Linked DNA regions of Homo sapiens: region 2 is linked to region 1. A link is a contact called in ENCODE Hi-C data. All regions are on one chromosome and are shown on one strand. Each heading gives the region's core, a stretch centred on a gene start or an enhancer-like site at or near the end of the contact. The rest is flanking DNA. Distances are from core to core; before and after follow the strand shown.

What was found. Hi-C counts contacts between places; a loop is a spot of excess contacts on that map. Pooled maps may share reads with other maps.
Region 2: a map of mammary epithelial cell shows a loop between it and region 1 (2.7-fold over the local background). The contact joins the enhancer-like site here to the promoter of LINC00609 in region 1. A Hi-C loop is called at or near these places in 1 of 168 maps with a recorded cell type or tissue (mammary epithelial cell), 2 of 37 single-sample maps with no recorded cell type and 3 of 50 pooled maps.

Annotation. Positions count from the first base shown.
Region 1 is chr14:36,069,014-36,071,713 of GRCh38, reverse strand. LINC00609 (long intergenic non-protein coding RNA 609) reads right to left here and starts at 1,287. Exons shown (of 3, transcript NR_073454.1): 1 at 1,029-1,287.
Region 2 is chr14:36,237,363-36,240,062 of GRCh38, reverse strand. No RefSeq gene overlaps it. Among named protein-coding and RNA genes, the nearest start is that of PTCSC3, 62 kb to the right of the region's middle. Within about 2 kb of position 1,267, at least 2 of the 41 ENCODE cell types and tissues checked have a DNase peak (open chromatin) inside an H3K27ac peak, as active enhancers do; they include mammary epithelial cell, where a contact is called at or near this core.

The DNA.
Region 1 (2,700 bases), core at 38-2,537:
AAATAAATGTTGTTGGAGTGAAACCCCCCAACACATCTCTAATGCCGCCTTGTGACTAGTGGATTAAGTGAGCACTTTGAAAATATGTATTACTTGAGTGATTAAATTGCCAAGCTTCCCCATTTCATTTACATCTTATTTCCATTTCTAGTGAATCATTCCTTCTAAGCACAAGGTTGTGAAAGGAAATCTTGAACACTAATAATAGCATTACAAGCTACTATAACCAGGGCTTACTTACATGATTATCACCAAAGCTCCAATAAATTTCTCAATTTAAATATTAAAAATCAGTCAATGATCTGTTAGCTGGAAAATATCTGGGGTGAAAGAGTGATTACCACTAAAAAATAGATTGAAGTCATTGCTGCTTTTAGAGCCTAGAAAAATACAAAGATCTGTTATTCTAGGTAAGTTACTTACTCTCTCTGCCTCCTTTATGGGCTGCTGGAAGGATTAAATGATTAGTGTGTGAGAAATGCTTAGAACAATGCCTGGCTCAAAGTAAGTAATCAATAAATGCCAGTTCTTATTATCACAGGTATTCTGAATACAGGTTGTGGCGATCAGGAGCTTTGATGACCATGGCAGGTGGCAATGCCCCAAAGTGCAGAAGACGTCAATTCCTCTTCCATATCCCCAGTCAACACACACATTCCCCTCCACAACCAAGAGAAGTGGGCATTAAAGAAAGGAAGGGCAAGAGGAACGACAATTCTAAAAGATCACCAAGGTGTATAGTCTGAATTATTTGGACTAGTTCTGCTGTGATCTTAGCCAATTGACCCTCTGCCCTAATTTCCCCACCTGAAAAAAAAGAAGGCCAATTTATTAAGGGTTTCTGATGCGTGGGTGAAAGAGGCTGTTAACACTCGAAAGTATTATAGATTAACAATCTTTCTAACCATTTTAAATATTAGCAAATGTTCCAGCTCACAAAGTGCCATGGTTTTAGTGGCCTGGAAAACGCTGCAATTTGTTCAAACATCAGTGGGTGTTATTTCTGGATGTTAATCAGTACCATTTACCTTGAGAACCTGGAAAATGTGTGGACTGTGCAAGTCCGCCATCTGCTGGTCCTGGAGACTCTGCGCCGCAGGGCAGAGATGCTTGTCCAATGCGGCCGGCACAGGAGCTCCTTGGAGAGCAGCAAACCAGCCAAAGCTGTTCCCACCACCTCAGGTCCTGATGCTGAATTATCACAGTGAACATGTTGCTTTCCCAAAGGGAGGTGATTTGTTTGAGAGGGTATGTGTGTGGTCTTTAAATAGTTTTGTTCTTTGTGCTTACATTATCATCTAGGAAGAAAAGATAATTTATTGCATCTCAGAAATGAAGCGACTCTGAGATAGCATCTATTTCAAATGCCTCATTTTACACAAAAGAAAAAATGTGGCCCAAGAGTCAGACAACTTTCCCAAGTTACTCAGCCAGTAGTGGCAGGACAGTATCCCCAAGGCTCATGCCTGGACACTTACTCTCGCTACCTTGGAGAAGGTGAAGGAGGGCAGAGGAATCTGCCAAAACAAAGAAAACTTCCCAGCCAGTGTCCTGGGTCACTGTATACGTCTTACTGACATGGCACTTTAGCCATAGTTTGCAAAGAGCTTTAACTTCTCTTCTTATATCCATATAAAAACTTTCACCTCTGATTGTAGCCAAAAGCCAAAGCCCTTTTATGCCCTATTGCACTTATGAAAGGGGAAAAATGCAAGTAAGGATACTTTATCTTGTGATTATTTTCACTTCCTGAAAAGCCAAAGATCTAGCAGTTTAATCACAAAGTCTGTCCTGTCATTCAGCAGCAGATGCCAGCCTCTTGCCCGGCAGCCACCAGAATAGAAGAACCCTACAGGTCAGAAAGTCTACACTCTTATTTCTCCACCAGAGAGAGGTCTCTCTTAGTTTATACAGGCCAACTATTTTTTTTTAATTGGTCTTAGTCCAATAATGACATATTTGCCTGGGTCACCTGCCAGCCAACCAGGAGCGCTCATTCAGCTGGGGTGTGGATACAGAGAAATTCTAGTGCCATCCAACAGAGGGCAGTAGTGCACAGACACATAACCACCCTGCTCAGCTCTCTCCTATCAGAAAAAAGGGGGTGGGGGACACAGGTGCATATTCTTACTGCTCTGACTCTGTCCTGAGAGTGGAGCCAAACATTTTTCAGATGCCAAAATCAATCTTAAAAGTCAATGATCTGACAAGGACAAATATTAATCGCTAATTCCTGTTTCCCCCCACTTCATGACGCTCAGCTTCATACTCTGCCCCTGAGCCTCCCAAACCAAAGTTCTTTTATCACGTGACAGAGACACAAGCCTTGGATCCATCTGAAAACAAAGCTGACAAGTTTCTCACCACCTAGCAACACAAAAAACTCTAAACACAATCCAAAGAATCCCCAAGGGAAACAGCTTCAAGAATCTTGAAAATCATACCTATTTTTGTTTGTAATGTGTGAAATTATTACAAGTATGTTCACCAAGAGGACTATTGATGGATGACTCACAATTTAGCTAAATTCAATGAACCACACACTGTGCCTATCCCAGTAGGTGACTCATGCATTTTTTATTTCAAGTATCAAGTGTTTGCCAAAAACAGTATTTAAAAAAAGTAATGAAAATTGTTCTGAAAGAGCTCATGAATAGGGTAGGACTACCCACCGACAACCTCATTTGTGCTCTGACCACT
Region 2 (2,700 bases), core at 18-2,517, 170 kb before region 1:
CCCTCAACTCACTCCCCACAATGCTGACAGTGGAATACAGTGTCACTTTTTGGAAAGTCCTTCGAATGCTGGTCTTTAAATGTTCAAGGCCTAGCAACTAAAGGGATTTTAGAAAGTCATCTATCTCCTTGCCTCCAGGAAGCATAGAAGTTAAACCATCTTGAAAAGATTTGTGTTATCAACAGATGATTCCTTTATTTATTCATTCATGACATATTTGAGTACTTACTGAGGGCCAGCCTGTGTGCAAGGAACAATATTCTCAAAGAGGAAGAACAAATGAGGAAGAGAATTCCCCAGGACAAGGTAACAGGGATAGACAAGTTATTCTGGAGTTCATCCACTAAAATTCTGGGTGGGTGGGTGGGTAGGCTGGTTGGTTCTGTTTTTGTTTGTTTGTTTGTTTGGCAGTCTTGCTCTGTCGCCCAGGCTGGAATGCAGTGGTATGAACCCAGCTCACTGGCAACCTCTGCCTCCCAGGCTCAAAAGATTATCCTGCCTCAGCCTCCTGAGTAGCTGGGATTATAGGCACCTGCCACCACGCCTGGCTGGCTAATTTTTGTATCTTTAGTAGAGACGGGGTTTTACCATGTTGGGCAGCCTGGTTTCAAAATCCTAGCCTCAAGTGATCTGCCCACCTCTGCCTTCCAGAGTGGTGGGATTACAGGCGTGAGCCACTGTGCCTGGCCCAAATTCTGGTGTTTGAAATGTGATGACTTTCAATGCTGACCCTGTCTCCCCGCGCCCCCCCCACCGCCCCGCCAACCCAACCCCCCAGAAAAAAGGCATGAGAATGTCTTTTGTAAATGTTTAGTTATAAGAGGATATGGTGATAAACACAAGATGGTGGTGGTGCTTCAAGGTGTGTAGGCTGCCACGGTATTTGTCTGGAAAACAGATGATGTCACTTAAAATGCAAAGCATTAAGTAAATCACTGTCTGGGGAGCCAGACGGGAAGGAGAATCTGGGTAAACCAAAAGTCAGAAGAAACATAAGTGCCAAAACACAAGGCAATTAGACCCTGAAAAATGTTATTTCATAACAATGGAGTGTCTTAGATAGCAGGAGAGAATTCACAAAGGCTCAAGACCCATGAGTTCCTCCTATTATTTCATTACCCAACTTATTACCCACAAATCATGAGTTCTGCCTCTTCCACCCACACTGTCCCTCACACCCTCTTATAGTTTCAATGTGCTGGCCGTGACTCATCCCACACCACGTTTTGCTTTCCAACCTCCCTACACAACACAGTCTTGCCACTACTTGAGGATACGGTTTAGCACGCATGATTCAGGCTGTTTCCGTTTTCCACGTTTATCTTTTGCCATCTGAGGACTGGCACCTCCCCTCTCTTCTGCGGCAGCTGGATCTGGGTGAATCCCAGGGCCACAGAGTGAATGGTTGCTTTTTCTCTTGCTAGATTCTGGGCCATTTCTAATGTCCTCACAGGGCATAGCTTGCCTCCCCTCTGTGCTTTTCTGCAGGGTCCTATGTGAAATAGCCACATCTCATGAACTGCTTTTGTAGAAACGGGCACCGAGGAGGGCATGGAACCCATTGCAAACTGCCTCAGAGGCCAGTGCTTTTCAAAAGACAAAGTGGGGGGTGGTAAGCATGAGTTACCTGCTTCTAAGCCCAACTTGGCCAGTGGGCAGGTGTGCTTATGCTTCTAGGCGTGACTGTATTTTCATGTAAGCTTTGTCCTTCAAAGTAGTCACCTCAGGAGGTTATACATGTATTCTCATGATACTAAAGATATTTTTGAAATTCTTCTCTTACAGTTTTAAGAATAAATTTATATTAAGAAAATCACGGTGAGTTTACAGCTGTACTCTCTTCCAAAACTAGTCCAACTCAAGGCAGGCCTCTGCATGAATTTCTTGTTTCAGAAATCAAATCTATCTACTCTGAAGATATTCAAAGGGAAGTGTTGTAGGCATTGAACACCATTCCAAGAAGGGGCTTCCAAAAGTTTGCTAAGAATTGTAGCACTTGAGGTCTCCCAGGGATACTGTCTTAATTTATTTGGATGGATTAAGTCTAGAAATATTTATTTTAAGAAAATCAAGCAAACCACAATATTTGGCTTCCTGGCACAGGGTCTCTTTTCTCCCAGAAGGGTTGCAAATCTTGGCAAGACCTGCAAGTTTTTCACTGTCTCAGAATACCTTTCACTGAAATGTTATCACCTAGTAAAATGACAGTTTACCTCAAATCAGGTTGGTTCTTTTACAGTTTGTTTAGGAACTTGACCTTTCAGCTTTTGCAACTTGGACTAAATATTTATCTAGCATTTACTCTGCTAGGTATGATGAGAGAGAGATAACTGAAACTGGACATTTTTCTTTCCTTGTTTTGATGCTTGGTGAACTTCTACTTATCCTTCAAGGCCCAGTTCAAATGTCACCTCCTTGATAATTTTTCATATTACATAGAAGAAAATAACACCTTAAACAGATGAAAGCAACATGGTAGTGATTAGAAAATGTATGTCAGTCCCGTAGAAGAAGTTAAATGTTGCTTTCCTCCACCTCAAAACTGGCATTCTCTACCAATGTGTGTACAATGGAAGAAAGGTGTCATTTCCATAAAGAATTCCTCTATACAGAGGCTACACAAAGCCAGGTGATGCTTCTTAAACATTAAAAACTATCATGAGCTGCATAATGTTGGTTTTGGTCAGTAGCCAGAAGCGT